Linked DNA regions of Homo sapiens: region 1 is linked to region 2. A link is an interaction called in ENCODE POLR2A ChIA-PET data of the cell type or tissue named here. Cell type or tissue: PC-9. All regions are shown on one strand. Each heading gives the region's core, and the rest is flanking DNA. Links, peaks and the distances in the headings are about the cores only.

Region 1 (9,999 bases), core at 1-8,000, 88 kb after region 2:
TGGTTCAGAAGCCTGCAAGGCAATATTCCTCAGTCCATGTGTCTCCTTTCCTGACAGATGGCCCTTGTTTGAACCCTTCATGGGGTAAGCAACTCAGAGTGGCGTGTTTTGCTGCTGGGAAGCTCAGATTGTGCCAGAATTACATCTCCCTGGAGATGATTGTGGTGGGCTTGGTATCTTGGAGGGGTGTGTATGCGTGTGTGTGTGTGTGTGTGTGTGTGTGTGCATTTATGGGAAACACTGTGTTTTCATTCATCCATTTATTCATTCATAAAACATACGGTTATGGGGCAACAGCCCCATGCTAGGTTCTGGAGATACAATGACCTCTGCCTTCATGGTGCTTACAATCTAGTGGGGGAAACAGATACAACTGATGATTCTGGCACTATGAGAAATAAGCATTTGTATGACAGGAGAGAGGGAGGACCCAACTTAAGGTTGATGGGCCATGAAGGACTCCTCTGAAAAAAGGAACATCTAAATCAGGCCTGAGAGCTGAGTAGAAATTAGGCAGGGGAAGAAACAGGGGTAGAATGTTCCAGGTGGAGGTAATGTGTGCATGAGGGTGATGTGGTGGGCGAGAGCGGCTGCTTCAGGGAACTTCTCTGCCTGGCTGGAGCAAGGCAGGTAAGCAGAGCCAGCTGGAGGAGAGGAGGCTGGGGACACACAAAGCCTGCTGTGTGATAAGGTGACCATGTAATTTATCATCCAGACTAGAATGCATTGAAACTGAAAGGTCGCTCTCCTAATAATATTGTTGGGATGACGGTCACTCTACTTGTAGGTCAGGGTAAAGAGTTTGAGTTTTAGTCTCAGGAATATGGGAAGCCACTGGGGCCTCAAGGAAAGAGAGATGTGACCTAGTTTGCACCCGGAGGGGCCTGAGATGGGGCTATAGGACTCAGAAACCTCCTACCAGCCTTCCCATCTGCATGGAGGAGACACCTGAAGAAGATTTGGAGAGTATCAGAAGTCTTGGGGTAAATGAGCGAGGCAGCCAGGAGCCCAGAAATGGCCTTTGTAATCCTGTGGGACAGGTGATGAGCACATTACTGTCGAGTGTGCCGCCTGGTTCCTGCCTGCTTCCTGACAGATGCTCCTCCTAGCAAGTGAATCTGCCCCCAGCTGAATAGGAAGGAGACAGTGATAAGAACTTCCTCATGAGTACCACGACTGGGGGATGCTCTGTCATGCCCCAGCTGCAGATGGAGGTGGGAAGGGAACAACCCCCTTCCCAATGATTTTACAAAGCAGGAGTGTGAGATGTATGGATAAGATGTCCAGGCTCTCATTTTGATACCCAGGCACACTGGTTTCCAGAGTTAACCACTCAGGACATTGTCTGTCCAAAGAAGAGGCCACAGCTTGCTCTGGAGCTTACACATGGGGGAGTGATCATGGGGTCACCCCTGTCCACTCACACATAGATCCATAGACCCGGGTCCAGAGGACAAAGCACAAATTCTCCCCCTCCCCCTTAGGGGTGTTGAGGTAGGCAGACCCCAGAAATAGTGGTAGCTTAGAAGGGAACCAAATTTCCAAAACTCCTCAAAGCTGTCTGTGCACATACCCAGAATATCAGAGTCATTCTCCAGTTGGGACTCAGGTCTCTTCCATCAGACCAAGAGGTGGCTAAGGATAATAGCTGGGTGTGGCAGACACTGTCCATTGCATATCCAACAGCCATCCCCGCTCCTTCCCTGTTAACAATGTGACTTGTGTAATTAGCAACTGGAGATTCTTTGATCTTAGGGAGGCAAAGATCAAGGGCCCTCTGGCAGTCCCAGGAGGTGAATCATGATTGGTCTAAACAAGTCATGACAACTCATTCCCTTGGCCAACGACTGGTGTAGGTGGGGAGAAGGTGAGAGAGATGGGATCTGGCCAATCACAGGCAAGGGGAAGTCTGCTGGGGAGGGTTCCTCTTCCCAAATAAAAAGACAAAGCCTTGGCTGGGGGAATTCCTTTTATCCCTTTTTTTTAAACCCTCTTCCCTCCCTGGACTGAAGATATGATGCTTTGTGTTGCAGAGGTCTCTTTGCAACCAAAATGCAAGAAGTTAGAATGCAAGGATGGTGAAGCAGGAAGATAGAAAGAGTCTCAGTTCTTGAAGTCATCATTGAGCTGCTCCAGCTCTGGATGGCCCTGCCTCTGGGTTTCTTGTTATGTGGGACAAGTAACCTGCACCATGTAAGCTGCTGTAGCTAGGCATTCTGTGATGTGCAGCTGGAGTCTGCCTCTGACTCCCACCCTCATGGGAAGGAAGCTTCCATTTTCGGGGATTCCTGCTTCCATCCTTGAAGGAGGAATTGAATCGCACAAAGACATAAGGGGCTCTCAAGATCTCAAGACCATGAATCCTAGTTTGGGCTCTTCCCTAACAGGATGACCTTGGGTAAATTAGTCGTGTTGGGTCTTGGTGTCCTTGTCTGCACAATGGATGCAGTAACAGTACTTGCCTCATAGGGTTGTGGGAAGGAAGTGAGCTAATCAATGGAAATCACTGGATATAAAGTAGGTGTTCAATAAAAGTCAGCTCCCTTCCCTCTCTGGGAGTCACACAGAACTGCCCCTCCAAACTGTCAGGTTGCCTACATGTTCAATGTGCATGTCACCCTTCTTACCAGGAGAAGATTTGCATTATGGAACCTTGAGTTTTAAATTAAGTGTCAAATATAATTTGATAGTTCTAAGAATTAATTATGTGACTGCCCTTAGAAAAGCCAGGAAGGGAGAAAAGCACAGGGAGGGAAGCTAGGGAAGCTCCCTTACTCACCAGGGAATTGGATGGAAGAGGACAAGGATGGTGCTTTGCACATTAGTGCGTTTCCCACCCGGGACTTTCAGAAGCAGGGCTCCTTGAGGAGTGATGAAAGGGGCAGGTGTGAGGGATAGAGAAGAAAATCTTACCAGGAGGTGTCCCCCTGTCATGGGCGGCTCTGTCCTGCCTGGCCCCGCCCTCCAAGGCGTGCGCACATTTGTCAGCAGCAGACATACGTGTGGCTGGTGTCAATCCTCCTCCTATAAGAGAAGAGAAGCATTTCCTGCAAGAGTGGTGGGGGAAGAGAGAGACATGCAGGCCAGAAGGGAGGCCACATTTGTCTCGATGACAAACCAAGGACAAAAGCTCAGCCTGGAGCATTCCAGGAGGGGCCTGCCTCTTCCTGAGGGTGGAGAGAACTGTCGTCCCCTGTATGTTTCGAGGGGGGAGACAGAGTGCAGGGAGGGAGCAGGTTGACGTGGGCATCGGGAACCCAACCCAAGCCAACCGCCCCCACCCCTACCCCAGCCTCCTGCCACCCTCTCCGAGGAGTCTGGGTTTAATTTTCTGGTCAGTGTGAAAAGGAGGAGGAAGATGATGAGGAGGAGGAGAAGAAAGGAGGGAGTTAAAGTTCTAATGCAGTCGGCTGGGATCTGTCATTCAGCGTACAGCTCACTGACGACTCAGGGCAGCTTCAGCTGTAAGCAGCCTGTGATTTATGGACACCGAGTGAACTCCTGCGGCAGAAACCAGCCTTGAGATCAGAGCAGCAATAGGGCTCTTTTTTGGCAGGAGACAGGGCCTGCATTTTTCTCATTCATGCCAAACTGCTTTGCACGGCAATTAGCTCTGTCCTCATTTAGTCTCCAGTCCCAAAGGGTAATGAAAGTCATATATCATCTTCAGGACTGCTAATTATTGAGCTCGCTTACAGGTAGGCTTTGTAACTGTGAGAAGGGCCTGTCTGACCAATATTTATTACTCTTCCAATAAGTAAGCAAAGAAGGAGGGGGTGGGTAAGGGAGCAGAGAGGGGAGGGAGAAGAAGGGAGGGAAGGAAAGAAGGGGGAAAAACAACTTTCTTGAAAGACCGCCCAACCCCAGCCCTAGGATCTCTGACATACCTTCTGCAAATGTGCTCATCAGAGGGGAAACATCTTTATTCCACGGAGCCATCTTTCATGCCATAACAAACCAGCCTAAGAGAGCAGACAGTAGGGAGGAGAGGCCCAGAAGAGGGAGCAGCAGGCGGGGAGGGGGCGTTGGTGGGGAGGGTTGCTCTGGAGAGTGGGGAAGGGTACTGGGTTGGGGGAAGGGGACTGGAGGGCGATGGGGAAGAGAGGACAGGAAGGGAGCAAAGCAGAAATAGAAGAAAAAAATTCTCTCAACCCCTACCCAGGTCCAGAACCTTCTATCATCATTCCTGGGCCTGATGTGGGGAATGGTAGTGGTGGGTCAGGGCTTGGCCTGGGATTAGCTATGTCTGTCGCTTCCAGGTGTGGAGTGTGTAAGGCTAATACCAGAAAGGGTTTCATCTGGGCCCTTCACCTTCAAGCTGATGGTCTCACCACCAGGTGGATGTAGTGTCTGGATTATAGTCTGCCCAGCGATTTCCATGGGTGTGGTTAACTAAGGGGAGAGTCAGTCTTTATTTACACTCAAATGGACTCTAAAAATACAATTACTATTAGCTGGGGTTACTGATGGTTATTTTAAACAGAGAATGCAATTAAAGCAAGAGCTAAAGAAATACAAGTATTTAAGCACCATTAGATGCCATAATCCTAATATTCAACATGGAACCAATATTTGAGTGCCTACCTAACAGATAAGTCAGGCATACTACACTGACCAAGATGGACAAGGTTCTTGCCCTCATGGAGCTTCTAGTCCAATGACCCATTACTACTTATTGATCATGGTTTGTTTTCCATCTCCACTTAAATGATAATAACAGCCAACAACCCTGACTTATCAACATAACTAACATCTGTGTTTATTATTTGTTATTATTAGTGCTTATTATGTGCCAGGCACTGTGCTGCAAGCTTTGTGTTCACATTTCTCATTGAATTCTCACAACCACTACAGAGTTGGTGCTGGTACCATCTCCGTTTTACAGACAGGTTAAGTTACATGTCCAAAGTCTCACAGGTAGTGAGAAATTGAACCCATACCATCTGGCTCCAGAGTCTATCCTCTAAACCCTGACACCAGATTTTCCTGAATTCATTCTGAATCATTTGAATTTCTAGTTAATGACATTGGTGCCTTGGTCTGCTTGGCAGCAGATGCCCTCCTAGACAGATTTTTCTCTTCTGCTCTCAGCATCCCTCCCACTCAGCCTCCATGGATTGTGAACTCATTGACTTCAAACTAAATTGGAGAGAGACTTAAGTTGACTTGCAAGCCCTTGCAGTTAGCACCTGCTAATCTGGAATCCTTCCTCAACTGTGGGAGAAACGGTGACGTGGGTGAGTCCTCCTGATTCCATTCAGGGACATCATGTTGAAAGCCGGACACTGACATGATAGGAATATTTACACTATGGAAAATGGCAAATGCTACAAGTCAGGTCTTTGTGTTTGTTTATTTTCCTGAAGAGCTGGTCATTAAGCATTGACCAGCACACTGCTGGAGAGGACCCAAGGGGTCCTTTGGAAGGGGAAAACATTAGGCTGTAGCTGATGGCAACCTCCTGGCAGTCTGTGTCCATGGAGGAGACAGCAGGGAGCACCAGAGAAGGAGACAAGAGAATCATGTTCTAGACCTGGCTTTGCGGCTGAGGGAGCGGGTCTTGAGTTGTTTTTTCTCATTTGTATCGGGTGGGCTCAGCCATAGGAATAGGTATAGAACTATTTTCAGAAATAGCCTGGATGGCCGGGCTCAGTGGCTCACACCTGTAATTCCAGCACTTTGGGAGGCCGAGGCAGGTGGATCACTTGAGGTCAGGAGTTCAAGACCAGCCCGGCCAACATGGTGAAACCCCGTCTCTACTAAAAATGCAAAAATTAGCTGGTCCTGGTGGCACGCGCCTGTAGTCCCAGCTACTCAGGAGGCTGAGACAGAAGAATTGTGTGAACCCAGGAGGCGGAGGTTGCAGTGAGCAGAGATTGTGCGCCACTGCACTCCAGCCTGGGAGACAGAGCAATACTGTCTCAGGAAAAAAAAAAAAAAAGAGCCTGGAGCTAAGAAATAAACTTACTTGAATTTAATTATGTTTTTACTCAAATATAAGGCAGTTCCACTACATGATTAAATACTGGGCTAGGGCTGTGGGTCTGTGTGTGGAGCCCATGTTGCTCTATGAGCCCCACTGGCATGGGTCATGTTCCCGTGGCTTCCTCCTGCTTTCTTCTCCAGCCTTGGAGCAAGATAGAACGGAGCCAGAAAACTGCCTCTTCTCTTCTCTGTGACCTTAGACAAGTTGCTTAGCTTTTCTGTGTCTTCATTTTCTCTTCTGTGAGATGAGGATAATGGATTGTACCTGCTCGTATGGGTGCTGTGAAGCCTGACTGAGATGCACATCAGATGCTGGGAAGAGACTTGGTGCATGAGAAGCCCCCAGTATATGGTCAGTGTTGCTGCCATTTCTTCCTTGTATTGTCTCTTCTTTTGGGGGAAAGGTGTCCCACACCAACCTCCTGGCTTCCAGGGCTTACAGGGGGCCAGGGCTGAGACAGAGGGGCTGCGTCGCCTCTCCAGAAGAAGCTGGCATCCTCAGCTGAAGCCACACATCCTCATAGTTGTGTGTGAACTGTGTCTTTCTAATTTACTTATGACACTCCTAGCAGCTATTGCAAATCTTTTTGTGTTCCTTAAGCTCCCACCACTGGGAGTGAGGTGTGATCCTGGTGTCTCATGTGCCCTGATGTGGAGGTTCCAGCTGAAGGGGCATGACCCTGGAATCTGCAGGTGGGTCAGCTGGGAAGGATGCCAGACAGGTATGTGGGACTCCACAGCCTCTACTTGCTTTGAGCCAGTCTGTCTCTGTCCCCGTGGGGTCAGAAGTGCCCTCTGCATGGTCAGCTTCTGATCCTAGCAGGAGGGGATCCTGGTCCTCTCCTTGTGCTTATGGTGGTGACCATCTGTTGGGTGGCTGCCACCAGTCTGCCACCTCCCATGCTGCAGCTCCCTGGACCCAGCTCAGGGAGATTGTAATGCTCTTCTATCACGTCTCTCCCCACTACAGGCTTCTCCCCTACAATATCTGAACACAAGCACACTATGTTCTCTCCCATCTTCCAGTTGCTGCTGTCCCCTGGTCCTAGGGGACATATCCATCTACCAGCCTGGATGCATGCCTGCTCCCCATCCTTTCCTGACCCCCCTTCTGGCTTTCTTTCCAGCCTGCCCTGGAGCCCACCCTCTACTCTCTCCTGGGCTGTCTTTCCATTTCATTCCTCAGTCTCCCATTCCTGTTACCTACCCTCCCATACCTACTTACCAGGGTCTGGCCTTTGTGATACTTTCTGGACCTGTGACTTAAGGCTTCCTGAGGGTAGGTTGAACAGAGTGAGCCTTGAGCAGGGCAGGAGTGAGTGGACCAGGGCCTCTGACAAGATCAGGGTCCAGGTCTCCCTCCTCATTCTGCTGCTCCATGTTGATTTCATTCCCTCCGCCCAGCTTTTCCTCACATCAGGTCATGGCTGCCAAAGCTATGACCTCATATCCATGCCCCTGGAGGATGAAGGATATCTATCCCTGAGTCTAGTTGCAAATTCCTCAGGAAGGACTCCAGTTGTCCAAGTTGGGGACATGTGCTTAACCCTGGACCATTCACTGTCCAGGATAGGGTACTGGGGTCAGTCTGCCGGGGCCCCTTCCCACTCTTGTGCATGGTTAGATATGGTGTTGTCCAGAGGAAAGGAGATGCACGGCTGAGCGAGGAAAACATCACTGCCCTGCAGGTGGAGATGGATGGCTCTGACATTCCAGCACTAGCCATAGCTGTGAGCCAAGCCACACAGGGCACTGAGTTCAAACACAGATGATCCTGCCCTGTCGGGATTTGTCTCAAGAGAGCCACAGTTACATTGGCAGCAAGATCATAATCTTTTTATTTATTTAATGAACCGGAAGTGTTAATTGCAGAAATTTGGGCAAAGTTCTGATGGGGTGGCCCCAGCCAAGGTTTGACCAAGGTGCACTGCCTAGGTCTAGGCAGATAAGACAAGAGTAGAGGAAGTGTGCCTGGGCCTGGGGCCTCAGAGCTGCGAGATGATGTCGGGACCTGGGCAGCAGGTGAAGTCTGTGCAGTTGGGCTACATGTCCAAGGCCTTTACCACGCTGTCCTCCATCACCACGGAGAACTCTTGAGCCATCAATTCCCAAACAGTAGCAGCAACAAGTCATCTAGTAACAAATCAGACTGCTTCCCAAAGGCTCCAGTGGGGTCAGCTGGGAGCTGAACCTTGCCTTTTGTGTTGGGGCTCCCTGCCACTCACCAGTCACAGATACAGTGGACACTCCGATTTGCCACCACCTGGACCCACTTGGCCTGCAGAGCCCCAGCTTGCTCCACAAATCCCAGCAGGTGGGCTGTGGAACAACTCAGGGTAAGGGGGTGACTCAGAACCTGTGATGATGCAGGACAGTTGCCAATGGGAAACTGGGCTCAGGATAAAGAGGGAAATTCACTGACACTTTGAATTCATGGGTGGGGGTCTCAATGGGAGTCATAGAACAAAAAGTATTTTTCCCTAAACTTTGCTGCATGTGTTAATTTCCCCTCCATCTAGGCATCCATGTTTTTTTCTGTGGTCTGCCTGCACCAGGTACAGTAGGGACCAGGCGCTTGGTTGAGGGGGGCTGATCTGGCTTTGTCAGCAGTGGTCCACTTCCATGGACCTCTCTGAACTGGCCCAGCTCTCTTGTGAGTTACCATGGGGAAGGCTGGAGGTGTAGACAGACTGCCTCAGGGCTATGGAAAGAGGGCGGCCCTGGAGGGTGAATCTTCCCATGAGTACAACTCCTGCACTTGTAATACTTCTTGCTACTTGGGGGGCCAGAGCAGATTTCCAAGGTGAGAAGGAGTGGGAGCAAAGACTGTTTATGTTAGGGGCAAGGCTTGGTTTTGAATCGTAATAAAATCTGGTGGGACAGAGGGCCATGCTGGGGGAGAGGAAGGGCCAGGGCATAATAGAGGGTGATAACTGAGTCATGGACCAGTCCCAGCCCTAGATTTGCCGCCTGCCCACAGGCCTCTGGGCATGTCCTGACCATCTTGCCCCTATTGTTCGGTTACTACTGCTGCATAATAAACCACTCAAAATCATTTTATTATGTCAGTTTCTGTGGTCAGGAATTTGGATAGGGCACACTGAAAATGGTTTGTCTCTGAGACTTCATCAGGGCCAACTCGAAGACTGGGGCTGGAATCTTCTGGAAACGTCTTCATTCACTTTTTCAATTGTTTTTATTGTGGTAAAGTACACATAACATTTACCATGGTAACAATTATTATTACTATTATTATTTTTAGATGGAGTCTTGCTCTGTCACCCAGGCTGGAGTGCAGTGGTGTGATCTCAGCTCACTGCAACCTCCGCCTCCCGAGTTCAAGTAATTCTCCTGTCTCAGCCTCCCAAGTAGCTGGGACTGCAGCTAACTTTTGGATTTTTAGTAGAGACGGGGTTTCACCATGTTGACTGGGCTATGCTCGAACTCCCAGCCTCAGGTGATCTGCCCGCCTTGGCCTCCCGAAGTGCTGGGAATACAGGTGTGAGCCACCGCACCCAGCCTGTAACCATTTTTAAATGTACAGCTCAGTGTTATTAAACACATTCATAGTGCTATGCAGCCATCACCACCATCCTTCTTGAGACCTCTTCACCTTGTAAAACAGAAACTCTGTACCCACTAAACAATAATTCCCCATTCTCTCTTTCCTCTGCCCCTGACAACCACCATTCTACTTTTTGTCTCTATGAATTTGACTACTTTAGGTACCACCTGGAAGTGGAACCGTGCAGAATTTGGTTTTGTGACTGGCTTATTTCATTTAGCATAGTATTTTCAACATGATGTATCATGTTGCAGAATTCCCTTCCTTTCAAAGGCTGAATAGTATGCCATTGTGTGCATATACCCCATTCTGTTTATCCATTCATCTATCGATGGACAAGTGGGTTACTGCCATATTTTAGCTATCAAGAATAATGCTGTTATGAATAAGTCTTCTTTCTCTTTTGGTGAATGATGTTGGCTGTCAGCTGGGACGTTGGCTGGGCTGTG
Region 2 (12,580 bases), core at 2,308-10,307:
GGGCAGATGGCGTCTGGCGAGGGGGTGGCAGTGTAATGTGTTTGCGCCCTCTCCCCCATACGCTGCTGGGCGTCTTCACAGAGAGGCACAGGGAGCATCGCCTCCCTTGGCCCAACCTTTGCCAAACCCCCATCCTGTGGACTGGCTTCCCGGGTCAGCTCACCAAGCAGCTCCTGTTTACACAGCTTCATCCACCCTCTGCTGCTAAACCTAAAGGTAGCCATTGTCTTCTCAAGGCAAATATCAGCAAGCCTTTGGCCTCCACTCTGGACTCAACCCCTCACCCTCTGCAATCCTTCCTATTAAGAAAGCCATCTAAAGTAGAAATGGCTGCTAATCTCAACTGCCACACTCTAATGGGGCTTGGCTTTCAAGGGGAAGACCTGGGTTCTGTCTCTTAGTCATGATGTAATGGGACTGTGTATGAGGTCAGGCAAGTCACCAAACTGCACTGTCTCAATTTCCTCCTTTGATATAACGCATGATAATATTTGGAAGGCAGATAGCATAGTGGTTTAAGGACACAGACTCAGAAGCCAAGTGCCTGGATTCAAATCTTGGCTCCCCCACTTACTAGCTGAGTAACCTTGGGCAATCACGTAACCTCGCTTTCTCTCCGTTTTGAGGTGATTATAGTACTTACCTTCATAGGGTTATTCTGAGGATAAAATGCAAAGGATGTAAAGTGTTAAATATTATTATTATAAATGTTAAACATTGCTATTATTAGCATATTTTAAGGATATTATAAGGACCTACTGAGTTCATATTATAGAAGTACTTTGAGGCCAGGCGTGGTGGCTCACGCCTGTAATCCCAGAACTTTGGGAGTCCGAGGCGGGCAGATCACCTGAGGTCAGGAGTTTGAGACCAGCCTGACCAATATGATGAAATCCCATCTCTACTAAAAGTACAAAAATTAAGCTAGGCGCGGTGGCTGACACCTATAATCCCAGCACTCTGGGAGGCCGAGGCAGGTGGATCACCTGAGGTCAGGAGTTCCAGACCGGCCTGGCCAATGTGGTGAAACCCCGTCTCTGTTAAAAATGCAAAAATTAGCTGGGCATGGTGGCAGGCACCTGTAATCCCAGCTACTCGGCAGGCTGAGATAGAATTGTTTGAACCCAGGAGACGGAGGTTGCAGTGAGCCGAGATCATGCCACTGCACTCCAGCCGGGGCAACAGAGCAAGACTCTGTTTCAAAAAATATATACAAAAATACAAAAATTAGCTGGGCGTGGTGGCATGCACCTGTAATCCCAGCTACTCAGGAGGCTGAGACAGGATAATCGCTTGAACCCGGGAGGCAGAGGTCGCAGTGAGCGGAGATCGCACCATTGCACTCCAGCCTGGGCGACAAGAGTGAAACTCTGTCTCAAAACAAACAAACAAAAAAACCCTTCTCTCTTTTTTTTTTTTTTGAGATGGAGTCTCACTCTGTTGCCCAGGCTGGAGTGCAGTGATGCAATCTCGGCTCACTGCAGCCTCCGCCTCCCAGGTTCAAGTGATTCTCCTGCATCAGCCTCCCAAGTAGCTGGGATTACTAATTTTTGTATTTTTAGTAGAGATGGGGTTTCACCATGTTGGCCAGGCTGGTCTCGAACTCCTGACCTCAAGTGATCCGCCTGCCTCAGCCTCCCAAAGTACTGGGATTACAGGCATGAGCCACTGTGCCCGGCCTAAAAAAAACCCTTCTCATTGGTCTCCTGTATCTTGAAAAGCCTAGCTCTACTGCATAAAGAGGTCAGAGTGTATTTTTCCAGTCTTCTTGGATGGCATCCATTTCCATAATTCCACACTGTTTTGAAGTCTTTTTTTTTTTTTTTTTTTTGAGAGGGAGTCTCGCTCTGTCACCCAGGCTGGAGTGCAGTGGTGCGATCTTGGCTCACTGCAACCTCCGCCTCCCGGGTTCAAACAATTCTTCTGCCTCAGCCTCCCGAGTAGCTGGGACTACAGGCGCGTGCCACCACACCCAGCTAATTTTTGTATTTTTAGTAGAGACGGGTTTCACCATGTTGGCCAGGATAGTCTCGATCTCCTGACCTCGTGATCTGCCCTCCTTGGCCTCCCAAAGTGCTAGGATTACAGGCATGAGCCACCGCGCCCAACAAAGTCTTTTTTTTTTCTTTTTTTTCCCCACCAATACTTGCTATTTAATTAGTCTTTTGGTTTGGAACAAAAGGTAAAGAATTCATAAATGCCACCAACTAAGCACCTGTTTCAAATAAAGCATCAGTATTCAGCTTGCAAAATAATTTCTTTATAATTAAGCAAACAGTGCCAAAAGACCCACGTCATTTGCTTCTTTCTTCCTGGAGAAGTGGGCAGGAATACTGCATCCTAGTGGACTCTCTGTGTTCAATCAAGTCCTGAGTTGAGTTTTGTTTCCCTTTCGAGATGACTATAAAATCACCTAAAGGTCAAGGAAAATGGTCTTCCTATGATAAGGAAGTTTTGCTTTAGTGTAGATGACCACTCTCCTGTGTAAGGTAGGGAGGGAGAATGTTCCGTTCCTTTCCTCTGCTACATATCTTCTTTCTTCTTCTGCATGAGATGAAAAAATTACTCTGCCTTCAGTCCAGCAGATGCACTCGGCTCCCCAGAGGTCAGCGCACCCCAAGCCCAGAGGCCGGCTGGCCTCGGCACGTCTCACTCCACTATCTTCCCTCCTCCCTGAACTCTGTTTACACAAGGCTGGTCTTGGCTCTGAGGCTGCTAGATTTTAAATGCAATCTCACTGGTGACTCACTGGTGCATCGTCATTTGGCTTTGCCTGGAATTAAGTGGAGCAATGCAAATGATTTTTACATTTTTCAATTGAGAAATCACAATTTTTTTTTTTTTGAGACAGGGACTTGGTCTGTCACCCAGGCTGGAGTACAGTGGTGCAATCATGGCTCACTGCAGCCTCAACTTCCTGGGATCAAGCAATCTTCCCACCTCGGCCTCCTGAGTAACTGGGGATACAGGTGCACACAACCACACACAGCTAATTTTTTTAAAATTTAATTTAATTTTTTTTTTTTGAGATAGAGTCTCGCTCTGTCGCCCAGGCTGGGGTGCAGTGGCGCAATCTCGGCTCACTGCAACCTCCGCTTCCTAGGTTGAAGTGATTCTCCTGCCTCAGCCTCCCGAGTAGCTGGGACTACAGGTGCACGCCACCATGCCCAGCTAATTTTTGTATTTGTAGGAGAGACGGGGTTTCACCATGTTGGCCAGGCAGGTCTTGATCTCCTGACCTCATGATCCACCTTCCTCGGCCTCCCAAAGTGCTGGGATTACGGGTGTGAGCCACTGCGCCCAGCCCACGCAGCTGATTTTTAAATTTTTTGTTGTTGTTGTTAGAGAAAGGGTCTCACTTTGTGGCCCAGTCTGGTTTCAAACTCTTGGGCTCAAGCGATCTCCCTGCCTTGGTCTCTCAAAGTGTTGGGATTACAGGCGTGAGCCACTGCACCCAGCCAGCAATCATATTTTTAGACATCTGCCTATGGCCCAGACAGAGTAACAGGGATGAGATTTACTCTTTTGCCTCATCAATGCCCCCTAATTTGTCACTGAGGCCCTAAATATGATCCTCCAGATGCGATATGGGTCTGGTGCTGAGGACAGCCAACCCGTGCTCTCCCTTGACCTGGACTGGGCATATATGGGTCATGACATGGCTGGGGATATGGGCTAAGCAACACCTGGGGGTCTATGTCTTATTTCATGCTTGTAATTTCATGAGGAGGTAGAACTTGAGCAGGCACTGTCTTGCGTAGGTTCCAATCGGGCCTTAGCTGACCTCTCCAGCCTGGTCTTGCTGGGTAACCTTCTCCCCTAATATCCCATCCATTGTCATTTTCATTCTTGCCATATTGTTTGCAGCTGGCTAAATATGTCTTGCAGTTGCAGTATCAGGCCCGAGCACCTTTCCTTCATGTGCTGCCCTTCTTCTCCCTGTCTGCCAAACACATTCTCCTTTTTTTGAGACAGACTCTCGCACTGTCACCCAGGCTGGGGTGCAGTTGGCACGATCTCGGCTCACTGCAACCTCCGCCTCCCCGGTTCAAGTGATTCTCCTGCCTCAGCCTCCCAAGTAGCTGGGACTACAGGTGCCCGCCACCACGCCCAGCTAATTTTTGTATTTATAGTAGAGACAGAGTTTCACCATGTTGGCCAGGCTGGTCTCGATCTCCTGACCTCGTGATCCACCCGCCTCAGCCTCCCAAAGTGCTGGTATTACAGGCGTGAGCCACTGTGCCTGGAGCATCCTCTCTTTTTTTAATAGCCCATGGTGCAACTAAATATATCCTCCTTTTTTTTTTTTTTTTGAGACTAGAGTTTCCCTGTGTCACCCAGGCTGGAATACAGTGGTGCTATCTTGGCTGTTGGCCAGACTGGTCTCAAACTCCTGACCTCAGGTGATCTGCCTGACTCAGCCTCCCAAAGTGCTGGGATTACAGGCGTGAGCCACCACGCCCGGCCTTATGGCCTCCCCACCCTTTTTTTTTTTTTTTTTTTGAGACTGAGTTTCGCTCCTGTTGCTCAGACGAGTGCAGTGGCACGATCTCTGCTCATTGCAACCTTCACCTCCCGGGCTCAAGTGATTCTCCTGCGTCAGCCTCCTGAGTAGCTGGGATTACAGGCACCCACGACCATGCCCGGCTAATTTTTTGTATTTTTAGTAAAGACGGAGTTTCACCATGTTGGCCAGGCTGGTCTCGAACTCCTAACCTCAGGTGATCTACCTGCCTCAGCCTCACAAAGTGTGGGTATTACAGGCGTGAGCCACCGCCCCCAGCCGTATCCCCCATTTTTAAGAATCCATTCAACGCTGAAGCCTTCATGAAGCTCCCTAGGTGAACTGACTCCTCTAACCCCACTGTCCTCTGTTCATACAGCTATCCTTGTACCTACAGCACTTTACAATACTTGCCCATTGTTCATGTCTGTCTCCCTTTCTAGACTGTGAGATTGTTGACTGTTACTTAGACCCCAGCACAGTGTCTGACACATTACTAGTTCCTTAATAAACATTCATAGAAAGGAGGGAGAAAGAATGTGTGTCACAAAATATGAAAGAATAGGGCCGGATCCCCAAACCCCCACCCCTGGAAGAACAGCCCATGCAAAAGCTAAGTATTTCTTTCCAGTGATGGGTACAATGATTTTTTTTTTTTTTTTTTTTTTTTATTGTTTTCCTTTCTTTTTTGAGACAGGATCTCCCTCTGTCATCCAGGCTGGAGTGCAGTGGCGTGATCATGGTTCACTGCAGCCTTGACCTCCTGGGACCAAGTGATCCTTTTCACCTCAGCCTCCCAAGTAGCTGGGATCATAGGCACATGGCCACAAAAAATAATTTGGTCTATTTTTTGTAGAAACGAGGTCTCACTATGTTGCCCAGGCTGGTCTCAAACTCCTGGCCTCAAGTGATCTTCCCACCTCGGCCTCCCAAAGAGCTAGGATTACAGGTGTGAGCCACCGTACCCAGCTGGTACAATGACTTTTGATTTTATGCTAACAGAGCCATTGAGGCATTAGTTGGGACTTCACTAATTTAGAGGGAATGACAAGATGGATAGTTTATTTTAAACCATTTATAAACACAGGGTTCATTAAAATACTGATTGTAAACAAGAGCAAGCATTTCAAGTAAACTTAAACACTTGATGAGTAACCCTTTCTATATAAACAATGGATAGACTGAATTAGGAAATATTCTCATCTGTTCATTAAAGCATATTTCCCTTAAGATCTACACAGAGGAGCAATTTATTAGCATAGTTCCACTAGATTCCTGAGGTAATAAAATGGAGTTTCTTTAAATATACTTTGATTCAGACAAACCAACTCTTGTTAACTGGACCTAGTCATTCTGAATTAACTATGCTTGAAGTTCTTGGCACTGCAGAGAGCAGAGTGATTCATCTAAATGGTGTATCTTTGTAGCTTGTCTCATAAAATTGCTGGAAATGCAGATAAATCGATGTTGTTTTGGAGGTGACGGTGGCGTCCCTGGTACATTTTGGCCTCTATATTTGAATTTCATAAACCCGGTGGCTTTCTACTTGTAGGGCAGCTGTGGCAGCAGCCTCAACTCTCAACAAGAACTCCTCCTACCTTCCCCTCCTCCAACCCCCCAAAAAAACTACAACCACAAAAGCCCACATCTGTATACATACACATACACGTAGAACTTCCCTGTTACATAAGGGCTTAAATGAAGAAAAACAGAGACTGGTCATGGAGGATCATCCAGTTAGAACAGAAGAAGGATCCTGTGGGGAGGAGACCTTGCTACACATGAGCTCCCTTACCTATAAGAGCGAGGAGGTGGCCGGTGCGGTGGCTCACACCTGTAATCTCAGCACTTTGGGAGGCTGAGGCGGGTAGATCACTTGAGGTCAGGAGTTCGAGACCAGCCTAGCCAACACGGTGAAACCCCGTCTCTACTAAAAACACAAAAATTAGCCGGGTGTGGTGGCGGGCACTTGTAATCCCAGCTACTTGGGAGGCTGAGGCAAGAGAATCGCTTGAACCCGGGAGGTGGAGGTTGCAGTGAACCAAGATGGCGCCACTGCACTCCAGCCTGGGCAATAGAGCAAGACTCAGTCTCAAAAAAAAAAAAAAAAAAAAAAAGAGCAAGGAGGCCTTTAGGGCTGGGCTATGCCCCCAAAGTAGGGCCGTAGGCATTTCTTCCTGCTGTGACTTACAGCTGGAAGTAAAATGTCCTGGTGCTATGGTTTCAAGGAACTAATGAGATTTTGGGAAGAGCTGGAGTAAGTGAAAATAACCTTTTCTCCCCTCTGAGAGCAATGCTGGACTCCTGGGACAGAGTGAAGCCCTTAACTGAGCCTCCACAGAGGCCAGGCCACAGCTAGACACATAGGCAGAAGATCTAAGAATTCCAGTAGCTTCCTCCTACAAAGACCTGCAACAGGTTAGTTTGGGAGCCACCACTCCTGAGCTGTGGTTTCCCTTGCCAAGTCAGACTCCTTGGGAAAACTCTAAAACTAAGGTGGCCTGACATGCTGCACTAATGGAGAAGGCCAGGAAAGCCTGGATTCTGTGTGTCCTCATTGTGCTCCCTCATCGATACACTGTCTCTCACCAGCCTTTGGAATTTCCTTCCTTTGGTTTTCTGCCATTTTTTTCTACTTTTGCTGAACTTGAGTCTGAGGCTTTCACTGCTCAAACCGCCCTTCCAGGTTGTATTTAACAGGGCTTAACAAGCACCACCAGGCTGGGCGCAGTGGCTCACGCCTGTAATCCCAACATATTGGGAAGCTGAAGTGGGAGGATCCCTTGAAGCCAGACCAAGCAACATGGTAAGACCCTCTTGTTCCTGGACCAAACTGAGGGTTGGGCTGCTATTTCTCATGGCCCAGTAACAAGATGCAGATGAACTAGGGAGGAAGAGAGTTTTTATTTCTGCAACCAGTGCAAAGGCCTGGAAATTATCACCAGACCAACTCAAAATTACAAAGTTTTCCAGAGCTTATATATGTTCCAAACTATATGTCTTTGTGTAAGTGTGCACATTGTGACACAGGAAGGAGGGGAGATAAAGTGGGAAGAGCCTCAGATGGCAACACAGTTCTAAGAAAGTTCAGCCAGGACAAAAGGTCATCCTCAAGCCAAAGCTGCAGCCTGTTAGAGGAGTCCCGGGTTTTGCAGGGGTGGCCCTGCATGAGTGTAGGTCTTTGGCGGGGAGCAGCCTGCCTGGCATCAGTAGGTCCAGAGCCCAGCAGCTGCAGCAGTCAGCCCTCTGCTCCTCACAACAGCAGATCGGAACAGCACCTTTCTATGATTGCCACAGTGGGCCTGGAAGAACTGGTTAAATTTCAGGGTGGGAATGATATTTAATGCAGCATACTTTTTTAGTCTCTCAAGATCCTTCTGTAAAAAACTGGAGCCATACTGCATTCTCTCAGAGACTCATCCTGCACAAAAGTGGGGCTCTGAGAAGTTACACTTACAAAATGGGTTAATCTTGGTTTAATCCAAAGTTTCCCCAACCTATTTGATCACAGAGCTCTTTCTGTATATGTAAATTATATTAATGACATGTGTAATTATTCAACAAAGCTGTGCTGGCTTAGAAAGTTAAGTTTAGGCCATGCCGTGGAGAGCTTTAACCTGTATGTTACCTGGTATGTGGGTTGCTTCATGGAGAGGTTCTGAAAAGGGGAGTCATGTACTCAGAGCTGTGTTCATCTCGCAGTGGGGTGTAGTGGGGATTGGAGCGAGAGGGTGGTCCTCAAAAGTCCTCAAAGTCATGGCTGATCAGTCCTTACAGCCATAACTAGCCCTGACACTGCCTCAGTTTCCAGACATAGGATGTGACTCATTTGAAATCCAATTGCTTTACTTCCCACCAAAGCTCTAGGAGAACTCAAATTGGTGGGAGAGATGGTGGGTCACCCAGTATCAAACTGACCAAACTCCTACAGCCAGAATAATGGCCCTTTGTCCCTCTGGCCTCCTCATCAGCTTCCCTCTGTATTGAGTGTCCAGGCGGCTGCCAGCCAAATTGCCTGTGTGACTTTCCCAGGCTTCAGAATGCTCCCTTTCCCTCCTTCCATTGCCTCCCACACTGGCCCCAGAGACACAGGGCAGCCACATAGTAGATTCAGGCAGCTGTGGGATGTGAATCACGAGACATTCTCAGTGGTGACCCAGTGAAAGGTCTTGGAGAAGCCCCCTCCCTGCTGCCCAATTTACCCTCACTGTGGAAGCTCCTGTCCTCACTACAAATTTAAAAGGAAAGAATTTTGAAGGCAACTCTGTCAATGGATGCAAGTCATGACTGGAATAGTCCAAAGCAGTGGACTCTTTAAATGTTGTATAAATATTACTAGTCACCCTCCATGGGGAAGGCTTTGACAATGAGGAGGCAATATAAGTGGTGGCTCAGAGTATGCGCCTCACACTCAGAGAGAGCTGGCTTAGATTCTGTCTCTAGCTCTTGAAGAACTAGCTATGCATCCCAAGCCAGGCCTGTGCATCTCCGTAAGCTTGTGTTTCACGCTTAATGGTACCTGTCTCATAGGGTTGTTATGAGAATTAAATAGGCCGGCCATGGTGGTGGGTGCCTGTAATCCCAGCTACTTGGGAGGCTGTGGCAGGAGACTCACTTGAACCTGGGAGTCAGAGGTTGCAGTGAGCCACGATCGTGCCACTGCGCCCCAGCCTGGGTGACAGAGCAAGACTCCATCTCAAAAAAAAAAAAAAGAGAGAGAGAATTAAATAAAGCACATGAATTGTTTCGAGCAATGCCTGGCACAAAGGAAGTGCCTGATATGTGTTAGCCATGACTACTTTGATTGTGTTTATTATTCATGACTAGTGTCATCATTATTAGATATTTGGTGGGTGGTGGGGATAGAGTTGAGTAAGAAACAATTCTCAGCCGGGCGCGGGGGGCTCACAATTGTAATCCCAGTACTTTCAGAGGCTGAGGCGGGTGGATCTCCTGAAGTCAGGAGTTTGAGATCAGCCTGACCAACATGGAGAAACCCCATCTCTACTAAAAATACAAAATTAGCCAGGCGTGGTGGCACATGCCTGTAATCCCAGCTACTTGGGAGGCTGAAGCAGGAGAATCACTTGAACCTGGGAGGCGGAGGTTGTGGTGAGCTGAGATCACGCCATTGCACTCCAGCCTGGGCAACAAGAGTGAAACTCTGTCTCAAAAAAAAAAGAAAGGAGGGCAGGACAGGGCAGGGCAGGGCAGGGCAGGGCAAGATTCTATTGAAGAGCTTGATGGGGAAAGCAGAGTTGTGGTTTTTGGTTTTTTTTAGTATAAAAAAAAAAGTGGGCTGGGGATAGTGGCTCATGCCTGTAATCCCAGAACTTTGAGAGGCCGAGGCAGGAGGATCACTTGAGCCCAGGAGTTCAAGACCAGCCTGGACAATATAGAGAGACCCTGTCTCTACAAAAATAAGAAAAATAGCCAGGTATGGTGGTGCACGTGCCTGTAGTCCCAGCTACTTGGAAGGCTAAGGTGAAAGGATTGCTTGAGCTTGGGAGGTTAAGTCTGCAGTGAGCTGAGATTGCGCCACTGCATTTGTTTTGAAAAATAAGAGAAAAGAAAAAAAAGAAAAAAAGAATATAAAAAGGAAAGGAAGAAAAGAAAAACGAAAATATTGTGTTAATGATGTTCACTCGGAAAATTAAAAAAAAAAAGAAAATATGTAATAAATGTTATAAGGTAACAAATTCCATAGAATTTCAGAGGAAATAAAATGAACTTGTAGCTGGTAAGACAGAAGAAAATTGTGGTGGGAGTATATTTGAGCTGGGCTTTATAAGGATTCAGAGAATTTAACTTAAAACAGTGGGGACAAGGAGGCATTCTAGGTACAGTGAGCATAAGCAATGGCAGTGACACTAAACAAACCGTGATTTGGGAATTGCCTGTGACCTGAATTGGCACAGGTGGCAGGTGGGAAACATGACTGTGACAGAGGCAAGATAGGATCATGGTTCCATCATCATTGTGTCAGGGACCTTATCCTATGGGTAAATGGGAGCCACTGAAGATCCTTGAGCAGGAGTCTCTGCGTTATCCCCACTATTGGGGCTAAGCATTCCCACAGAATGTGCTGAGCTTTTTTTTTTTTTTTTTGAGATGGAGTTTCACTCTTATTGCCCAGGCTGGAGAGCAATGGCGCTATCTCAGCTCACTGCAACCTCTGCCTCCCAGGTTCAAGTGATTCTCCTGCCTCAGCCTCCTGAGTAGCTGGGATTATAGGTGTGCGCCACCACGGCCCGCTAATTTTTATATTTTTAGTAGAGATGGGGTTTCACCATGTTGGTCAAGCTGGTTTCGAACTCCTGACCTCGTGATCCGCCTGCCTCGGCCTCCCAGAGTGCTGGGATTATAGGCGTGAGCCACTGCGCCCAGCTGTGCTGAGCTTTTTAAAGAAACAAAACAGTGTTTCACCAGTGTTCCAACCAGAACTCTGAGCAAGGCCACAGGTTACTGACTGAACAATGAATAGGAAAGCCTTTTTTTTTCTCTTTTTTGAGACAGGGTCTCACTCTGTCACCCAGGCTGGAGTGCAGTGGCGCGACCTCAGCTCACTGCAACCTTCGCCTCCTGGGCTCAAGCGACCCTCCCACCTCAGCCTCCCAAGTACCTGGGAGCACAGGTGTGTGCCACCACACCCAGCTAATTATTTTGTATTTTTTGGTAGAGATGGAGTTTTGCCATGTTGCCCAGGCTGGCCTCAAACTCCTGAGGTCAAGTGATCTGCCCGCCTCAGCATCCCAAAGTTTTGGAATTACAGGCATGAGCCACTGAGCCTGGCTGGAAAGTCCCTTTTTTTTTTTTTCTTTTTTAATTGAGACCGAGTCTGGCTCTTGTTGCCCAGGCTGGAGTGCAGTGGCATGATCTTGGCTCACTTGGCTCACGATCTTGGAGGATCAACCTCCACCTCCTGGGTTCAAGCAATTCTCCTGCCTCAGCCTCCCAAGTAGCTGGGATTACAGGCATGCGCCACCACGCCCAGCTAATTTTTGTATTTTCAGTAGAGATGGGGTTTCACCATGTTGGTCAGACTGCTCTCGAACCCCTGACCTCAAGTGATCTGCCCACCTCGGCTTCCCAAAGTGCTGGTATTACAGGCGTGAGCCACCGCACCCGGCGGGAAAGTCCTTTTATATCAAACTTTATATCAACTCTGAATGGTTAAACTGGGATATCAGTTGAGAGGAGCTGCATGAAGCTTGTACTTAACTTGTGTCCTGACTGTTGAGCTATAACTCCATTATCTGCTTTAATAATCACATTGTATATTAAAGACTAAATCGGGCAGATTAACCCTGAATGTGATCTGGAAAGCCGCAGAATGCTCCTCCTTTCTCCCAGTCACTCCTAGGATTTGATAGACAGTCTAGATCAGTGGTTTTCATGTTTTAGTGTGGCTAAAAATGGCAGCCCGAGGTTGTATACCCAAAACCAGGCACACTGTCCTTTATGCATGATTTAATGGATTTTCACAGGCACTGGCTTGACTTTTGAGCCCACTGAACCCTAGCATGCCCCGCACCTCTGGCCGTTGGCCCTAACTCCCCAAAATATGAGTTCATCTGTTCATTTCTGCTCTTCCTAGTTTTATCCCAGTCTTGTCTGCACTTCCTTCTCCTTGGTTTGAACTTCTACTGTTGCCCTCCTCACCCCATCCCATTGTGCCCCTCTAGAAGCCTGTGCTGTTGTTAACAAACTACCCTAAGTTCTCAGCTGCACCACTGAATGCTCTTTCACTCTCCTCACCTTTCCCCGTGGATACTGGAGCCCAGGGAAGACTCCCTTCCACACCCCACGACTGGACTGGGGCTGGGAGGGGGCCACTTACTTCGCTCGTCACCTCCTATAAGATCACCTGCTTCGAGGTTCATGCCATCAGCTCTGCCATCCTTTACTTCCTGCCATCCTTTATGGCCAGCTTCCTGGTCACACCTCCATGTCCCCTGAAGACTTTGGTACCTGACTCATCGTTGTCCTCCTCATCTCTTATCCTGGCAACACCCTGGTGACATCAGTACCTCTGTCAATAACCTGTGCCGACCCCACCACTGTTTGCTGGGTGTG

Evidence for each region. ChIA-PET counts read pairs that join two places held together with the same protein. Peaks named below come from ENCODE experiments on the same cell type or tissue, not always from the same donor. Only the 100,000 strongest peaks of a DNase experiment are listed, where the experiment ranks them.
Region 1: POLR2A ChIA-PET joins it to region 2 with 12 read pairs; 4 of 35 experiments call an interaction of 5 or more read pairs at or near these places.

Annotation. Positions count from the first base shown.
Region 1 is chr10:75,280,360-75,290,358 of GRCh38, forward strand. It overlaps a transcript of ZNF503 not described here. Among named protein-coding and RNA genes, the nearest start is that of ZNF503-AS1, 11 kb to the right of the region's middle. In PC-9, for the core only: no CTCF peak of the experiment used is centred there; a DNase peak (open chromatin) is centred at 1,782; H3K27ac peaks cover 590 bases.
Region 2 is chr10:75,189,576-75,202,155 of GRCh38, forward strand. No RefSeq gene overlaps it. Among named protein-coding and RNA genes, the nearest start is that of VDAC2, 15 kb to the right of the region's middle. RefSeq lists a silencer at 4,295-4,495. In PC-9, for the core only: a CTCF peak has its summit at 2,358; DNase peaks (open chromatin) are centred at 2,366, 2,736 and 5,816; H3K4me3 peaks cover 385 bases; H3K27ac peaks cover 1,375 bases.